2 separate regions of the Mus musculus genome follow, and region 1 is linked to region 2. Evidence: chromatin loops called from intact Hi-C (ENCODE). Cell type or tissue: left cerebral cortex. All regions are shown on one strand. Each heading gives the region's core, and the rest is flanking DNA. Links, peaks and the distances in the headings are about the cores only. Region 1 overlaps Agfg1 (ArfGAP with FG repeats 1). Region 2 holds the start of Agfg1 (ArfGAP with FG repeats 1).

Region 1 (9,938 bases), core at 1,048-9,047, 52 kb before region 2:
GCTTATATCACTTAAACCAATGCTTTAAAATTTTTTTAAGTTACTTTCTAACAGGCATTACATACTGTGTATGCAATTTCAGCTTTTTTGATGGCACAGAGTTACTACTTCTCAACTGGGCTGGCTGTCCCTACGGAGCCTTTGGCAGGACGTGCTTTCCATCCTTGTTCTGGACCCTTCCTTTCGTTAACATTAATATGCTATGGACCAATAAATCAAGTTACCAAACTATTAAACACATTCAAAGAAATGCATATACTCTACATACAAAATTCATAACTTAGGGGTATTGTTCAAAGATTTCTTTTTAATCATTTCAATTCTTAGTTGTATTTGGTTTTGATGAAAGGGCCAGATTATCCTGGGATGAACGAGGCATTACTACATATAAATATTTAAACAGTTCATTTGAATATTAACAAAAAGATAAACTAAAATTAGTATTGCTACCTTTTTACACAAGTATTTCATCACTTTAAGGTAACATTGGGTTCCTTTTTCTTTATCCCCAAACCAACAGAAACAAATGTTTGATAGATAGTATCAGTCTGTCCAGAAAGTGAGGGGGGAACCTCAGGTGCAACCATGTCACAGTCAATGCATGTCTGCTTCCAATACATTCAAAGACAATGAAAACAGAGGGGAAAATAGTTAAAGTAGGCCTTTTGCAGTCTGAGAATTCAAGATCTTTAAAAAATATTTGTAAATACACATACATGCAAATTCTCCATATTTACAAATTTCACAAAATTAAGAAGTTGCAGAGAAATTAGAAGTAGCATGGTGAATCTGACAAGCTACATTTAAATGCTTTTCCACTGTCACATTCCTGAATATAGCAGTCCTAGTAGTTTTAATAAATTTTCTACATGGCCTTTTAAAAAAAGTTAGTCACTAGAAGTCTTTAAGAGTTCAAGATGTTCTCAACTCACTACTCATTACATTTAAGGCCACTTTGGTAAAGGCATTGCAGCAAGAACACAAAAACAATAGCATATTTTCTAAGATTTATTTTGTTCACCTGCAAACTGTAGCAAAACATGATCAGCTTTATTCCGCAGACAGGTGTCCTCCACATCTTTAAAGAACTTAGCCGTGTATGAATAGAAGAGCTCTTGAGAAGGAAAAATTCAAGAATGAATAAAACCTTCCAATTTGAATTTCCCAGAAGCAATGCTTCAAATGATTTTAATCATTCATTCCAAGCTATATGACAGCACCTTAAAAGTGGCTCATCTATTTCCCCAGTAACATTTCTCACATAACAATGTGTTAAAGTTACAAATACTGATATGCACAAATAGCTAATTTCTAAGAAAAATATGTACAGTACTGCAGCATAATGAATGTGGGATCTGCAATAACTTAACATTAGCCAATTTTTAACTTACATGATGCCGCTACCTTTTCCTGCCAATTCACAAGTGAAAAGTTGTTGCTGAGCCCTCTGTTTTGCACATATTACCTGGTGTTTAATACACAGTGCAGGCATTTTAAGGACTTCTTTCATGTTTAAAGCTAAGATCAGTGAAACAAGACAACAGTGCAAGAGGCGAAGAGATGTAATATGGTCACATAAACGTTCGTTCCGGTACAGAGTCTAAGTAAGGCTATAAGAAAGGGTTGGTGGATGAGCTTCCTGTTGGAAGTTGTCCTGTCGGCGCACCAGTCTGTCGGGAACAAACACAAGGACAAAGTCAACAGATAGAAATGATGTCGGGATGGGATGAGATGAGAGCTTTCACACACATGCACGGCTTGAATATGCCTAAAGGGGAACCTAGCACTTAAAGAAGAACTTGTAAGTTCAAATAAAAAAATTTCATTCTTAGGACTCCTCTTCCCTAAATCTAGCAGTTTCTCCTCAAGCATAATTTGACAAGCGTGCATGCATTTCATGATAAAACAGCGAATCTGGTCTTAGCTCTCTGATTTGCAACAATGTCTACAAGGCCTTGTAAGGGCCTACATACGCTCTAGCGTCCCAGAACAGAACAGGAAGTTGGTTGTGCAGACACAGCCACACTACAGCCACACTCTGGCTTCCCTAGTTTAAAAAGAAGACACAACTCATTTCTCTAAGGTTCTAAAATTCACTTACCATAAAAGGATTACTAGACACTCCAGCAGCTGCTACTTGACCGAAAGGGGTTACCACTGGTTTTGTTTGTCCAAACGTGGCGAAACCTGCACCTTGTGGTTTTTTTTTAAAAGAGAGAAAGAGAGGGGGAGGAAGAGAGAAAGAGAGAGAACAACAACCAGTTATAAATTACACTGCCACCAAGAGCCTATCTCAGTATTAGAAGTTTCATAAAAATTCTTAACAGATGGGAAAAAAAAACCAAAAAAACAAAACGAAATTAACACATTAGGTCTCATGTCTTTTTAGGTACCAGAGACAAACTTCCTATGACATGTATTTAAGGGCCTCAGAGTTCTGAAGTAATCTAACTCTACCTTCAAGGATTTAACTGATGACTATGTGACTATTTGGGACAATAAATGGATTCTACACAATACCACAGTATTTCTTAGGAAACGTCATCATTTATGACCACTCTGCACTGTATTTCCTAACTACTGAAGGCATGAGATCCACCTACATTTCTGAAATGTATGGATTTCAAAGCTAAGCAAGTAAAAAAATAGGTAAAAAGAAAGGCTGAGGGAATCTTTTAGCCTATTATAAATAAAGCGCAGCACTATCACCTATTTAGAGAATTAGTCAAAATACACACGCCCACCCTAAAAGCATACCAGCAACCATTTGCCATGGAAAAAGAAAATAAAACTAATACTCGAAGTCTACAGGACTACACAATTTGCACTTCAAGTCAAGAAACATGAGAACACACAAGATGGACTTGTAAGACAAAAGACATGGTGACTTTGAGAAGACTTTTACAGTCACCGATGTCTCCTAACATCAAGGAAATGTATTAAACCACAGTCTCCTTAAACCCACATCGCCAAAGGCTCTTCTAGTGTAGGTAGTCAACACTGAGCAAATAAAACGACTGCAGTCTTAAGGCAGTCTGTAAAAGTACTGAAATCGTGCAGCTGGCCGAATGTTCATGCTTACTTACCATTGGGCTGTTGAGAAAAGGCTGTCTGCTGAGGGAAAGCTGCTTGGGCTGGGAAGGCAGGCTGCTGGAAACTGCCACTAAAGCTGGTAGGGAGACTATACTGGGCAGGAGTGCCAAATCCTGCTGGCATACTCATAGATGCGGTGCCAAAGGTTGCCGCTGATAGAAGAAGAAAGGGTAGGTCAGAGATACCGCAAACAGTCCTCAGTGTGGCATACAAGCACTTACCTTGAAAAGACTAAGACACGTATTAAGGGCATTTGAAACCAACAAATCCTGACAAAGTCAGTACAGTTAAACACTGTCTGTGGTAACCTAGGAAGTTTTCTTCTGAAATGCAATGACCAGAGAGAAAAACTACTAAAGTTGTCATTTGAAATCCTAAGAAGACTTCCATAAGCAATTACATAAAGTCAAACAACAGCCTGGTTTCAGAAGCCAGTCATACTGTCATGTGTACAGCATTATATACATCCTGGATTTTAGGTTCTTTTCCTATATCCAGTTAAAAAAAAAACAAAACAAGCAAACTTTAACTACTAAGTACCTGCTATTGTGTAAGGTTCACTTTTCTATAGAAAAAATTTTAAGACTTCTTCAAAGAGCTCACTAAAAATTACATAATTTATAGGACAACTAGGGTGAAAGGCAGGACATTCAAAACTATACTTGTATAACTACAGCCAAAGACAAAGAAAGAAAAATTCTACTTAAAGCACCAATACAAGTATAAGAATATATTAAGTTCCTATTAACTACTTATATATGCATATACATATTTTATATATGTATATACACATAATATATAGAAACATATATATTTATACACACAACACATATACACATATAAACTCATACTTCTACACCCCCATTTCACAACTGTAAGAGAATGGAGGACAGTGTGAGCTACAGATGTTGGTGTAAATGCACAAAAATTGGAAAATAAGTGCAAAGACCATTTTTAGAAGAGATGAAGACTATCATGAGTCCCCTGTTCAATATTAGTAGATCTTCTTTGGCTTACTGTGTTTGACGGGTAGTGCCTTAACAGGTAATCTACATGGAAATCACCAATGTTTATGTGATATGCCTATGTCATCCCCCATTTACATAAACAACCACATATATCTCTTCTGCCGAACAAGACTCGTAATTGGGAACTTCTCTGGATCTGCCTCAACAGGCACAGGGACAAAGGTTGGTAAATGTACCACTAAGGCTAAGAAATTAGTTCCATTCCAGTATTGTGTCATGCAATAGCAGAATGCTGTATCAGCTATTGGTAAGAAATACCTAAAATAGCATCTTCCAATGATATGTTTGTTCTAGGAAGGGACTTAGTAAAATAAGGATATGGGGAAAAACTGAAAAGCCCATCAATTTGTTTCCCAATTTCAAATATTTTACCAAATTCAAAGCAAAGAATGTTTTACCTAAAAACAAACTGAAAAGTGTTACATACGTTATCCACAGTAATTCTAATGTTTGTGACAATGCAAATTGGTTTAACGAATCTAATTAGACTATAGGTTTTTTTTTTTAGCTTTTTACTATGGTGGGGAGAGGAGAAAAGAAAAGAAAGACCAGGCTATTGGGAAGCAAGTGAATGAAAAAAAGTCTGAGCACATTGCAAGGGAGACAGGAGGGTTTCACTGCAGACAAAATGCACTAATGCAACTGACAAGTCACTGTTTAAAGCACTCAATGCAAAGCTTGGACAGTTAGGCAAAACCAAACTCCAGATGAGCTAAAGCAGGAAAATGATTTGGTACATCAGAAAGATATCACTTAAAGGTATTATGAATTTAAACATAAGAAAAATGATCAAAACAGCTATTAACATTCTACCGTGACCATGGAGGTAAGCAATGCTTTTCAATATTAAAGCATAAATCATTCCATAGGATACTCATGTTACTTTAAATACAATGTGACCTTAATGCCACACATCCATGCCCACTCCATATTAAAACATGGAAGTAACTTAATTCCACATGCAAGGATCCAAAAGACTAGCAGAAGCTTCCACAAGCAGCTAGACATATTGCCACACAAATCTAGTTGTGGCCACCTACCAAAATGAGCGTGAGGAAACACTTGAGAATGCATTGCTCCAGAAAGGCCTTATGGGAAGCCATAAAGAGACCAAGGTCAATTAAGTTATACACAGCTACTGTTAAAATAAAAGTTAACTGGTTTCATTAAAGCTTTCTAGAGTTAGAACACACAGTTGCCCATAGGTGTCACAGAAATATACAATAGAAACACACCCCAACATCAGACTTCATGTTTCAATTACATTCATGACATTGGAATGTGCCACTTTTAACAGTTTAGAAAAATAAATGCCAAATGAAAAAACACTAATGAAATCCATTCTTAAAAATCCTCCGTAGTTGGTCACAGCAGCCCATCCTTTTAATTCCAGCATGGAGAGGAAGATTATCTTTGAATGAGATCAGCCTTATCTATACAGCAAATTGCAGACCAACCAAGCTTGCAGAGTGACACTCTGTCTCAAAATAAAAATAATCTTAGCTTTCTTTAGCATTTGAAGATACAACCATAACCCTAAAAACGGTACAGTAAGAACCAGATATGGGCATACATATGAAATCATGACAACAGCAGAAAGATCAGTAGTTCAAGGCCAGCCTCAGCTACAAAGTAAAATTCAGGGCAGCACCCCACCTCTCTCACACCACACACACACACACACACACACACACACACACACACACAGCATCATGAGACAAATCCAAAAATGTTTATCACCTGAAACTCCAAATCTTAAACAGAGTCCCTGAATAGAGATGGTTTAGTGCTTAAGAGCACCAACTACTGGAGGTCCTGAGTTTAATTCCAAACACACACACGGTGGCTCACAACCATCTCTACTGGGATCTAATACCCTTTCCTGGTATATGTGAAGACTGCTACAGTGTACTCATACACATACAATAAATATTTTTTAAAAAATCAAGACATAACTAGAAATATCTAAAGATAAAAGAGCTAAGCATTATGAGGAGAAAAATCATTAATCATGCATATGCTTTAGTCTACTTAAAGCATCATAGACAACAGAATGGAGAAATGTGTCCTGAGCACAGCTCACCAGGGGTACCAGAGGGCAGAATTACATGCATATATTTAACTAATGGAAAAAACATGGCTTACTAAATTCTAAAACTGGTGTTTTGTTTAAATTAGGGTTATTTCTATGCATTTTGCACTACAATCCTTTTTTAGATTAGCACAAATCTGAATGAGGCACACACTGATGGAAGAGAGAAGTCTGTGTCTTAGTTCTGGTACTTTCTACATCTTTCAGTTTCCTCATTGCAAAGAGAAAGAGAGGTACAGAGATAATAGGATCTATGTATTTGCACAAAACTGCTATAAAAATTAAGTGTAACAATAAGTTAATGTACTATACGGAAGCAAGAAATATTTTTCTTGCCAATTTAAACAGATTTTATACTACACTGTACATTCAGCAAAATGCCCTGTTAATTCCAGACTGGGTAAGCAGAGACACAAGAATCCCTATGGCTTATAGGTCAGTGAGTGTAGCCTAACTGGTGAGCTCCAGGCCAATAAGAGACTGTCCCAAAAGAAGTGGATGGCATTCCTGAGGATGATAGCCAGTACTGTACTGTCCAATCACTTTATGAAGATCCCTATGCAAGCATACCTCTCTCTCCCTCTCTCTCTCTCTCCCTCTCTCTCTCTCTCTCTCTCTCTCACACACACACATACACTTTTAAAAGTTTAAGAGAAAAAAACAGTTGACAAGGAAGGGTTCTGTAATAAAGTTTAGTCAATGTATTTTACTCTTCTTAGAAATCCAAAGGCTTCCTTCGACTACTCTTGCATCGGTAAAGCTTGTTAAACTGTGCTATCTCAGTGTTCCCCCTATACCCTTACTAAAGCTCAGAACTCTTTCTATTGACTAATGAGTTAAAAACCTCTTAAAGCTGGCAATATGGATCACCAGGTGAAAGTGTTTGCTGCATAAGCCTGAAGCCTGGCTTCGGTCCCTAGATCCTGCAACAGAAGAACTAATCCTAAAAGCGGTTTTCTGATCTCCACACAAGTGCTACAGGCCATTTATCATCTCCCACCCCCACCCCAGTTTCTCTATAATAAAACTATTTTTAAAACTTCTCAGTGAACAGTGAGCGTTAACCAGTATTAACCACTACTGTACTTTAGTCTAACACAGAGTTGACATCCTAGGTTGATATTTATTTTTCAATCTTCAAGAGCACAGAACTGTTACACTGTTCTTCCAAAGCTATCTGAAGGAGTTTTTTTACAGAGTTAACATTTTTGAGAAGAAAGAGGCCTCAAGTAATCCAAGTGCTGCAAAAGACTAGGTGCTCTTGAGGATCGTGCATTGTCAAAGCTGTGCAGTACTGCACTTTCAACATTTGTTTCAGCTTAATCAATTCAATAATAACCTAAGAAAGAATCCAGTGTGATAAAGGTGTCAAAACACCTTATAATGCAAACATTACTTTAAAATAGACAGCCATTGTGGCACGTGCCTTTATTACGAGTATTCAGAAGGCAGAGGTATACAGATTTCTGAGAGTTCAAGGCTATATACCAAGTTCCAGGACAGTCAGGGTTCCACAAAGAAATTTTATCTCAAAACAAAAAATTACTTTGAAATAAAATTTTGTAGAGAGAATATTTTCTTTCTGATAAACTTTAAAATTAAACAGTGCTTAGATAAGCTATGGATTTTACATATAGTATTATAGTCTATGTAGAATCTTAGCTCCTAAAATACTTTCATATTGGGCTGGAGAGATGACTCAGTGGTTAAGAGCACTGACTTCAGAGGTCCTGAGTTCAATTCCCAGCAACCACATGGTGGCTCACAACCATCTGTAATGGGATCTGATGCCCTCTCCTGGTGTCTGAATAAAACAAATAGATCTTAAAAAACAAGCAAACAAAAACTTTCTTATTTAAAACCAGAAGACAGTAAAGAGGTCGTGAGGGACCCCTAACTCTGATGCACACAGTACAACACAATCACACAGTGACTTAAAGCTTCTGACGCCAGTCTGGCTGCCCAGGGAGCACTGCTCACACCAGAGAGAAGCACAGATTTAGTCAGGCAAGGTGTAATTTGAGTTTCTCTTCTTTTGGTTATCTCTATAAACTGAACAATGTGCTGTGGTAACTTTAATACAGCAAGCACACATTAGGAAAAATGGTTCTCTTTTTCTACTATCTGAGTTCCAGTTCACGATGGATTAGCAAGAAGCACTTTTATATACCTAGCAACCCCACCAGTCCCTAAACAAATCATTTTTTAATTAAATCCGATAGGAATTTCAAATACTTAAATTATGACTAAAATATTTGTATAAATGGAAAATAATACTTATTATTCAGACTTGTGATACAGCAGTGTTTAATTCTTGTTTCTCTGTTTAAATAGATTCTCCCCATAGTAGTCTAGACTGGCTTCCAATTCCTGATCCTCTGTCTATCCCTCATGGTTGGGTTTAAAGACAAAATACCACCATGGAAGCTCTACTATCATAATCCTTAGTCTTGCCAATAATAAAGACATTTGTCTTAACTACTAATTCTTAATGATTTAGGTATATTATAATAATATACTCTTTGGGAAGGTGGGGATTTTAGGCATAGATTTCTCTGAGTAGCCATGGCTTTTCTGGAACTCAACTCTGTAGACCAGGGTGGCCTCAAACTCAGAGAGACACTCCTGCCACTGCCTCATGAGTGATAGGAACTTAAGGCATATGTCACCACAGCCCAGCCTATGATGATATACTCTTAAAACTTCACACCTGCCGGGTGGTGGTGGTGGTGGTGGTGGTGGTGGTGGTGGTGGTGGTGGTGGTGGTGGCGGCGGCGGCGGCGGCGGCGCACGCCTTTAATCCCAGCACTTGGGAGGCAGAGGCAGGTGGATTTCTGAGTTTGAGGCCAGTCAGGTCTACAAAATGAGTTCCAGGACAAACAGGGCTATACAGAAAAACCCTGTTTTGAAAAACAAAACAAAACAAACAAACAAACAAACAAAAAACTTCACACCTACACTTGCTTCAACTAGAGTTGAAGCTCTCGGTCCATTACTCTGAAACACAGAAAAAAGCTTACAAAGTCTAGACTGACCACACCACCTGTAACTGCTGCCATGCCATGCCAGGCAATGACAGTAAGAGAGAAATGGAAGAAAATCAATAATAAATAATGTGACTGGCTTGCGTATGTAACAAGTATAGAAAAGGGGGAGGGAGGATAAACAAAAGTAATGAAAAAAGGTACTGAGAAATAAAATATTCAAGTACTGAACTCCAGAATAAGTGGGGATATATATATATATATATATATATACACACACACATATATATATATATATATATAGTTTAGTTGGTACAATGCATGCCCAGGATGCAGGAGGACCCAGAGTTTGATCCTCAGCTCTTAGTTAAAAAAATAAAACAAAAAAATAGGAGCCCTAAAAAAGAGGCACTAGAGATATTTAATTAGAATTTTATATAAATGCATTTATATATAATAATAAAGTATTATTACAAATAACAAAATAATAAAGAACTATAACACGGTTTGTTCATCCAATATAATCTCATGGGGCTTTGAGGTAGTATTTTGTTAATACTGAATGACTAACAGCTATTCTGGCAGCAAGCAAACCAAACCACCCTTGTCAATCACACTCTTCCACCCATATTTGAGCTTTCCTACCTGGAAACCAACGGTTCTGTCAAGAGGGTTGAAACGCAATTTCTCAGCTCCAGTATGTTAATTCCTAAATTTTATACATTTTCAGTAGCATTTGTC
Region 2 (9,938 bases), core at 647-8,646:
AGTATTTGTCCCCAGTGCTGCATAAACCAGGCATGGCAGTGCACCTTGTGAACTTGGGAAGCAGTGCCAATAGGATCAGGAGTTCAAAGCCATCCTTAACACTACAGTGAGTTTGGGGCCAGTCTGGGTTACAGGAAACTGTGTGTCCAACGACAAAAGTCATTACAACAAACCCCAGCCTCAGCCTGAGAGGTTAAACCCAGAACCTCCAGCCTGGGAGCTTATAATCCAGTCCCATGAAGGCAAATTTGTGTCTGTAGTTTATTATTTGAACATCTGTTCATAGCTTAAGTATTCTACAAAGACAAAGAGAGAAACAAACCAGTAAGTCACAGCATGACTGGTCTCCCTAACAAACACTGAACTGCATCTAAATTGCAAGTCTCTTTTAAAAGTTTCAGAATTGTGTTCATTTACTCTGAATGAGCACCATCTAAGTATATGACAAAAATCTGGAAGGAAAAAAAAAAAAAACGGAGAGATTGGCTTTGAATCTAGTATTGCCAGCAAAGGTACTATTGAAGGAATAAAAAGTAGGTTATTATATCTATCATCCTAAAACATAGAACTTGTGACAGACATTGTTTAACTGTACAGTGACACTGCTAGAGAAGTCAGGCAGTGGCAGCCAACGAGCCTTGCTTCATCCTTGTACCTACCCTGCTTGCCCTATCCTCAAATACAGTACAGTCAGTAAGTTAATACAGCCATGTGCCAGTCCCACTTAACAACCATGAGCACACAACACTGTCATCACAAATTTAAGTCTTAAGCCAAGGGGATGAACACATGCCAACATGTACATGACTTACTCTTGATTACACCATATCGTCTACATAAGAAATACATAATTATTACTTCATTCTTCCTAAGTTGTGTTCCAGCATTATGGCTTTCCAGAGATCCAACTCCTCAGGAGCTCCAGTTTCTCCACATGCTAGATAGCGCAGACACTCGCTCCATGGCCACACTGCAGCATCTGTGCTTTCTTTGCAGGAATCCGAGCCTTCTGCACTAGGACTCTAGGGATCCTAGTTCTAGCATGAGGATGGAGCACGTATTGAAGACTCTAGCTCGGGGTACACAGTGTCTGGCTAACCTAACTACACTCAAGTGCAGCTTGTGACAGTCCAGGGGCTGTAGGCAACCATCTTTTCATATGAGGGAAATAAATTATCATTTAAACCCTATCAGCAAATTGTCTTCATCTCTTGAGTCCATTTGAGTCAGGATTGAGGCTACAGCCCAAAAGGATCTGACAGGCTGATGGAGGCGCTTTTCACATCAGTGTCTTTTATTCCCTTCTCCCTCTTGTTAGCAATACCCAGTGTGCATTACAGTGTCTCAGACACTGTATGAGGCTATCTCTAGTATGGAAAACAAATCATCAGAGGCTTTTATTCTCACTATTTCCTATCTGAGAAAAAACTGCTGAGTGGCTATGTTCAGTATTAATCACATGGCTTTTAGAGGCAAAAGAAAAAGCAGGGTCACCTAGCTAAGTACCCCCTCATCTACTACTCAAAGCTGCTGCTACCTGAGACTTGTCTTTGAAGATCTTTCCTCAGACATCAACACCTCTGTGACATCTCCATATGAACTTTCACATGTTCCAAGGAACATGTTCAACATGTTCAAGAAAAAAAATCCCTTAAAATAAAAAATTATTCTGGCAGTCTAGAGCAACAGCTCAGTGCAGTAAAGGCACTTGCCACCAAGCCTAATGACATAGTTCAATCTCCAGGTCCACAGGTGGAAGGTGAGAGCTGCCTCCTACAATCCCTCCTCTGAAGCCACCCAAGTGTGATGGTGCATGCATTTGTATACACAGTACACAGAAAAGACAGAAAAGAGCTGGGCGGTGGTGTGTGTCTGGCCTCATGTTCAGGTCCTTGATCCATTTGGAGTTGTGTAGGGTAATAACTATGGGTCTGAGGCAGGGATGGTGGTACACACCTTTAATTCCAGCACTCAGATGGCAGAGGCAGGCAGAGCTCTTTGAGTTCAGGGTCAGCCTGGTCTACAGAGGGAGTTCCAGGACAGCCAAGGCTACATAGAGAGACCCTGTGGTAAAACAAACAAAATCACACTGACAGATCCTATATGTCTAATGTTTCTAAAACATTGAAAACATTTTTTTACATACTTGCTGCAAGGGAAGCACTTTATGTACTTATAAAGACCTCTAAATCATGTCAATTCTAAAGCAATAAATTATACATATGTATGTGTGTATACACATATACATTTACCAATCCAAAGACTCAAATGCATCGAAGGACCTCATGCTTTGCAAAAGCAGGACATACTTCTTAAGCACATATTAAAAGTAAAGTATACGAGGCTGGAGAGATGGCTCAGTGGTCAAGAGCACTGGCTGCTCTTGTAGAGGTCTTGAGTTCAATTCCGATGACCCACATGGCAGCTTGCAACTGTCTGTAACTCCAGTTCCTGGGGATCTGACACCCTCACGCAGATATACATGCAGGCAAAACAATGCACATTAAAAATGAAAATAATTTTTTTAAAGGGCTGGAGCTAGCTCAGCAGTCACTGGCTGCTCTTCCAGAGATTCTGAGTTCAATTCCCAGCAATCACATGGTGGCTCACAACCATCTGTAATGAGATCTGATGCCCTCTTCTGGTGTGTCTGAAGACAGTGACAGTGTACTCATATACATATAAATAAATAAATCTTTTTTTAAGAGTAAATAAAGTACACTTTAAATAAATTGAACTATTAGCTTCACCAAAGTTGCCTAACATAAGTGACTTTAACATCCTAATTTTCATTTATAAATGAAAGCCATTAACCACACATGCAGCTGTGGAAAATTCAGAGTGTTTCCTAACTATAACCCTGAAAGTAACCTCTAGGACCCTCTTACCGAACTACTCCAAAGCTGAACACAGAACCCAGACACTGGTCTTTCTTACGTATATCCACTGTCTCCATTAGAATGTAAATGCTGAGACAAGGCATTTATTTATCACCACACCCTAACTAAAGCTCATCCAAAAACTGAATAGGAACCACCCAAAATAATGTTATACTCATGAAGAACCAAAGATGCCTCCTTGCCCAAATTCAAAATGGAAGGGTGTCTGGGGGAATAGTGAATTATTGGCCATGTCAACATCCTTCAACTTTTTACAAAATTTCCTACGTGTTATGTACATTGCTATTAATATAATAAAAAATTTTGGGAGGGCCCAGGAAAAGGTTCAGCCTGTAAAAGTGAACCCAGGTATACAAAACATGCACACGTGTCCCCACACTGCGACATGCACGGTAATATTTTTTAAGACCCAAGGAATATTAACTACCAGATCATTAAAAATGCATTGAATTCAAGATAACCAGAAAATAATTGCATCTAATCAGTTCCAGAGTCACCTGCAACCTTTCCAAGTGAAATTTCACAAGAACAAAAATTCCCATCACAACACAGCTTAAACAGAGAGGCCTAGACATGCCATCTGAGTAATTTCAGGCGGTCACCTCCATCTCCTTTCTCAATATTGTCTTCCCAGTCCCCATTTCTCCAGACAGATAGGACACTTGGGTTCTGATACAGAAATCTCATCGAGCTCCATCCTTATTTTGAAGCGCACAACTCCTGATTACCCTTTTCCAGTAAAACTTTCCCCAACTGAGGACACTTGGAGCCATGCAGCCACAACCCTCGTGCTTTTGCTGCCTCCCCGCCTCACGTAATTAATCCTCTAGGGAGAACTTTTCTCCTGGGATTCACACCTCAGCCATCAAGACCTATTAACGCCCCCCGCCCGCCCCCAACACGCCCCAGCTACCTGAGTGCTGTGGACCGGAGGAAGATCCCCAGCTTTCTGCGTCCCTGCTCTCACCCTCCCCACCAGCTCCGCGGCACCGAGCAGAGGCCGGGCCCCCCAACCACGGAGCTGCGGGTCGCACAAAGGCCCCGCACCGCCCTCCCGGGGATGCTCCCCGCCTGCGCCCCCCGAGGCGCGGCCACGCCCGCTGAGCGGCGGGAAGCCGGGATGCTCCGCCGGGCCGGCCGCTGGCTGACCCCGACCCCACCCACGCCCCACCCACGCCGGCCACCCCAAGGCTGGACCCTCGCCCGGCCAAAGAGCAAGAGCATCTCCGGCCCCCAAGGCCTAGGCTGGCCGCATCCCCAACGGGCCCCGCCGCCACGGCCCGGTACCCACGACCCCCGTCCGCACTCACAGGCTGCCGGAGCAGGAGGTGCACACGAACGAGCCGACCGTCATGTTCACGTAGGTGGGGCCGCGCTGGTCGCAGTCGAAACACTTGCGGTTGTGCGGCAGCCCCGTCATGTCCCGCAGCATCTTCAGGTGCTTCTCCTCCTGCTTCCGCTTCGCGCTGGCCGCCATGGCCGCGGCTCCGACCGAGGAGGCCGGCAGGGCCGGGAGCCGGCGGCGCTGCCGGGGCCCCGCGCTCCCTTCCCACGGGCCGCCCTGGCCGCCGCCGCCTCCGCCCTCGCGGACTCCGGTCTCGGCCTCCGCTCGGCTCCGCCGGGCAGGACAAGGCGAGGAAGCTGCGCAGCACGCGCCGACCGGTCACACCAACCGGCCGGGCGGGACAACCGCCACCGCCGCCGCTGCCACCTTCCCGACTTCTCCTAAGGGGGAAAGACGAGGTGGGGGGCGGGGGGAGCGGCAAGAGGAGACCGGCCTCGGGCAGCCGGGGGCCAAGTGCAGGCTGGCGCCCTCTGCTGGCCGGGAGGAGTCACTGCGGCCACGCTGCGGCAAGGGTCGGAGCTGGGCGGGGTAGAGAAGACACAATGGTGTCAATAAATTACAGCCCTTATCCGCTGGGTGCCTGTACGTGCAAAGAGCTTCGTGTAAGCAGGCTATCTTCCTCCAGGCAGAAATGTTCCCGGCAGCTTCCCGCTGCTTTAGGAGACACTCCAAATTCTTCCCTTACAGAATCTAGCCTAGTCGCCTTCTTCCAAGTCATCCCCATTCACTCCGCTACTCTAGACTTAAATTTGTATGGTGCACTGGGATAAATTTACGACGGTATTTACCTGCCGAAGCCAGAGTTCCAACATAGTCCAACTGCAACACCCACCTTTTGAGGCTGCAGGAAATCACTGCTAGCCCCTAAGACACTGGTTCGGGTGGGGGTGGGGGTGTTGAACAACCCTCTCAGAGGGGTCACCTAAGACCATCGGGGAACACAATTTACATTACTATTCATAACAGTAGCAAAATTACAGGTATGGAGTACCAATGGAAATAATTTTGTGGTGGGGGGTCACCACAACGTGAGGAACTGTATTAAAGGGTCGCAGCAGCATTAGGAAGGTAGAGAACTCCTGCGGTAAGGTATGAGAAACCATCTGTACCTTCATTTCTCAAAGGAGTGTGGGGAGGCTCAAAAACTGAGTTACCGAATACTGTCCCAGCCCCCACTGCAAATGGAGTAGTTTTCACAAGAGGAGAATTCAAGTTTCCTAGCTGAAAATGCTGAGTCAGCCCCGGGGAACCATCGGGTTAACTTAACATTATTATAATAGTAAATGGCATTATTATTAAAGGGGGGCAGATAGGATGGCTAGTGTTTCTGAACTGTTTCCTACATGAGAAATTTAACTATCCCTAGGATCCAGAGTTCATCTTCAACAACTATCAGCTCATGTCTCTTCTTGCTTTATTGATCCCCTTGCCCAATATCATATTTATCTTAAAATAAACCCACTTATTACTAATATATATATATATATATTTCAGGACTGAGACTGTAGCTCAAAGGCAGAGTGGTTACTATGTATAGGCAGGCCCTGGTTTTATCCCTAGCCCAAGAAAAGTAAAAACTCCCTCTTCCTCTCCCCCTTTTCCTTCCCCCCTCCCTCCCCCTCCCTCTCTCTCTCTCTCTCTCTCTCTCTCTCTCTCTCTCTCTCTCTCTCTCATCTCTCCTTTTCTTTCCTCCCCTCCCTCTCATGTAACTACAGTACAGCTAGCATACAGAGAAAGTTAGGACTAATTCTTTGACAGTCATCAAATGTCCTGCCGCTGTTGAAGTTAGTGCTCAGATCATTATTTTTTTTTAATTACTACTTTCCCTTGACCGGTTAGTGTACAACTGTAGTCAGGTATTGACAGTCCAAGAATGGGGTCCCATGAAGAGATTTCTGAGTGCTTGTGAGAAAACTCCAAGTAACTTGTCCTTGGGGATACATTTTCCATTCTCCTTCCAGGTGTAGCAGATAGAACTGAGTTTACTTCACATGGCTCATTGTTATCTGTTCCTGTGCCTCCGTGGAAACGTGTGTTCTCACCTCTCCAGCTTGCCCTCCAAGTGCTGCTTGCCCTGTGACTGTACGCTTAAGTCACGTGACTCCTCTTAACCCTCAGAGTATAAATTGTCAGATGCTCCAAATAAAGTTGGCTCTGTGTGAGACTTTAGCCTACTTCATGTATCAGCTCCATTCTCTCAGACCCTAGAATCTCTCAGCCTCTAGAGCGGGGGAACCAGGTGGTATGTCTCCTGCCGTCTCTCTCTGCTCACACTCTCTCCTCTCATTGTGACATTTAGCATATCCCCGTCCTCTCCATCGTCTACAAATACGAGGTTAAGTCTAGTTTATTTGTATCTGGTTCAGTTTGGGCAATAGCATGTTTTTCCATTGGGAGGCACATCACAGGGGTGTTGTCGTGATGTTAGCAGTCATTGACAGTGATATTCTGGTTCTGTCATATCCAATTCTTTATTATTTTAGCTGAAATATTTCCATTAAAATAGACCAAAAAAAAAAAAAATGGGTTGGAGAGATGGCTCAGCAGTTAAAAGTACTGGCTGCTCTTCCAGAGGTCCTGAGTTCAATTCCCAGCAGCCACATGATAGCTCACAACCATCTGTAATGGAATCTGATGTCCTCTTTTGGTGTGTCTGAAGACAGCTACAGTATATTCATATAAATAAATGAATCTAAAAAAAAAAGTAGACAAAAAAGCAAACCTGACGTGGTCCCTTTAACACTAGCACTCAGGAGGCAGAAGCAGATGGGACTCTGTGAAGTCAAGACCAGCCCAGTTTACACATACAGCACGTTCCAGGCCAGCAGGGACTACGTGGTAAGAAGCTGCATCAGTGAGTCAATCAACCAACCAACCAATCAGAAGACCATACCCGCATCTACTAAGTATGCATCAAAAAGACAAGATACATATTTTATTCCTTGCCTTTACTTCTGAATTTCCAAGATCCCCTATTGATGAATCCCTATTGGTCGCATTTCATCTTCCCATCGCGATCACAGTTTTTTAAGTGTCCCTATAAATCAATGATGTCATTGCTGACATCATCTCACCATTGGCCAATGGGAGACTAAGTAAGCTCTAGTGTATTTTAACAAAACCTAGACTTATGATCCCGTGAGCCACCTTCTGTCAAGGTCCCAGGCTAACCAAGAGAGGAAGGCATGCAGAATGGTGGCCTATCAGAACAGAACAAAACTGCTGGCCCCTCTCTGAGGAGAGGACAGCACCACTGTCTCTTACAGGTTCCCGGCAAAAGCCTCCCACACCTCTTCCCCCACATCGCCCCTCCCACAGCCTTCGGCTTCTATTTTTGCCAGGCTCACTTATCATTTGTCTGCATTCTGGGTTGTTCATCTCTCCTGTGGTCTATCATCTAGTAAAAGCCAGAATCAACTGGAAAAGTGGGTAGCAGCAGCTTCTACGGCTGATTAAATGAGTGCTTGCGTGTGCTGTGTGTTCATTGTTGAAGAGGATGTGGAGCCAGCTGAGGTTCATATGACGTCCAAGGTGTATTGTCTAAGAAAAACTGGCCCTCTGAATGTTAGCTTTCTCACCGCACATAAGATCAACATCAATTTCTCCTTTTAAAACATCAGAGAATAACTTGGGATGCAGGAAGGCTGTGTCTATTTTCATTCCTTTAACCCTCTCAAGAACATGAGAGAGATAATTATCCCACTTTATAGACAAGGAAACTAAAGCTTTGAAAGGCTGTCTTTTTTGTGAGCCACCGGTGAGGCAGGCAGTCAAGACTCAAACTCAAAACTCGTTCCACTAGCGCCTCCATGATGTGTTTATTGGATCTGCTGAGCAGAAATTACCTTAAAAGATGTTAACTTGGCGGCCAGAATCATCTTTTCAAAATGCAAATGCAATTCAGGCATCCCCCACAGAAAGCTCCCCAAGCCCCTGTTAAGCCTTTCAGTGACTTCATGTTGCTTTTAAGAGGGGTGGTTCTTCTTTTCTGTAGCACAGATGGGCCTGAAACTCACCATGTAGCCTATGACGTCCTCGAATTTCTGGTCCTCCTCCCTCCACCTATCCAGAGCGGGATTACAAGCTTGTGTCCCATTCTCAGTTTTACGCTGTATTATGCACAGTGCCTTCTGCGTGAGAGGGAAGTACCATACTAACAACCAAGCTACAATCCCAGGCCCTAAGAAGCTCCTTGTCTACCAAACCATGTCTCCCTGGCCCACACCCCACATGCTTCAGGTACCACTTCAAGTATCTACCACCGCTGTCCATCCCTGCTTCTAGTTTTATATGCACTCTTTCCTCTAGAAGGGCCTTTCCACATATCACGGTTTTAAACCAAAGTGGCTTCTCCCATCATATCCATCATGCCCAATTCCCCCAAACACACACACACACACACACACACACACACACACACACACGTACACACAACCTCTGGATGGTCTGGAACTCACTGTGCTGGGATTTCTTTCAAGTCCTGAGATGAACACACCTGGCCCTAGGTTAAGTATTTTTCACAGATCTACCTATACAAATCCTATCCCATAATATATATTGATAGCCCATTTACCTCTTTTTTATGTCACGCAGTGTTGTAGTTATTTACATTGCGGTGTGATTTCACTTAGATCCGTCATCCTGCTATGCACACACAACACACACACACACAGACCTCTATAGGCTTTGTTTAGGAAGAGACCAGGTACTAGGGCCCAGAACTGCATTATTGCTCCAGCACCTAAAATGGTTTTGGCACTTAGAAAGGGATCAGTAAATATTACGTGGGTGAATAAATAAAACACAGCAACAGACAGTCAAATAGGAAAGCTCTCCTTGGTCTGAGGCAGCAGGGTTCAGCTTTCTGTTTGCTGTTTGGGCTCCCAGAATGGTGACAGTTCTGCCAAAACTATAGTGCTTTTATTAAGGAATTTCCAAATTCTGAAACCAAACCCCCCAGTAGTTAAAAAAAAAAATCTAAAACCTCCTCGAATACTGACTGGGTCGCTTCAAGGTCCTTGCCTGTGTTATCACCACGCATGAGTCAGAGAAAACATCCTGAACAAACCCTGGGGTTTGAGAGGCCCCACAGAGCCAGAAGGCAGAGGCCAGCTCATCCTCGGCTGCCCCGCCCTCCACGCCATAGGCCAGGCCCAAAGCAAAAGCAGGAGAAGCATAGTACCCTCCCTTGTAGCTGGTCTGGCGGAGGTTTCAACCCTCCAAGCTCTTGAGTGGGAAGGAGGGGGCTCCTCCTTCACGGAGGGCCATGCTTCAGACTTCTAACACTGTCTGGTTCCACAGAGTCACAGAGAGCCATTGCCACACAGGAACCTGCCCCCTTGGTCCTCCTTGCTACCTGCACTGTATTCTGAGTTCTTATTTTTGGTAGCTTGGATTTAGGAAGTGAATGGTGGGGTTGCTTTATGTTGCTTTCTTGGATCTCAAAGGTCTGTTTTATGTTGCTAAGTTTTGCATTACTGTGACCATATATATACTGGACAGAAACTACTCAAAGGGAGAAGGGTTTATTTTGGCTCCTGGCTATGCAGACGTTCCAATGTACCATGACAGGGAAGGCCTTGCTGCGGTCATGGGACCAGGAGTATGTAATGGAGCCTGGCTCATGTGGCACAAATCAGTAAGCAGAGGACAAGGGGCTGACAACAGGGCCAGATATTCAGACGCTTACCCCT

The links. Hi-C counts contacts between places; a loop is a spot of excess contacts. Peaks named below come from ENCODE experiments on the same cell type or tissue, not always from the same donor. Only the 100,000 strongest peaks of a DNase experiment are listed, where the experiment ranks them.
Region 1: a loop joins it to region 2, with 2.2 times the contacts of the local background. A loop is called at or near these places in 5 of 42 quality-filtered maps.

The regions. Positions count from the first base shown.
Region 1 is chr1:82,886,731-82,896,668 of GRCm38, reverse strand. Agfg1 (ArfGAP with FG repeats 1) reads right to left here. Exons shown (of 13, transcript NM_001368850.1): 11 at 3,087-3,245; 12 at 2,102-2,193; 13 at 1-1,670. The coding sequence ends at 1,611. Among named protein-coding and RNA genes, the nearest start is that of Agfg1, 52 kb to the right of the region's middle. In left cerebral cortex, for the core only: no CTCF peak of the experiment used is centred there; no DNase peak of the experiment used is centred there.
Region 2 is chr1:82,834,162-82,844,099 of GRCm38, reverse strand. It overlaps Agfg1 (ArfGAP with FG repeats 1), which reads right to left and starts at 4,640. Exons shown (of 13, transcript NM_001368850.1): 1 at 4,211-4,640. The coding sequence starts at 4,377. Gm34450 (a long non-coding RNA gene) reads right to left here. Exons shown (of 6, transcript XR_865579.2): 6 at 8,045-9,938. In left cerebral cortex, for the core only: CTCF peaks have their summits at 2,694 and 4,735 (motif pointing left); DNase peaks (open chromatin) are centred at 4,707 and 7,510; H3K4me3 peaks cover 1,979 bases; H3K27ac peaks cover 1,524 bases.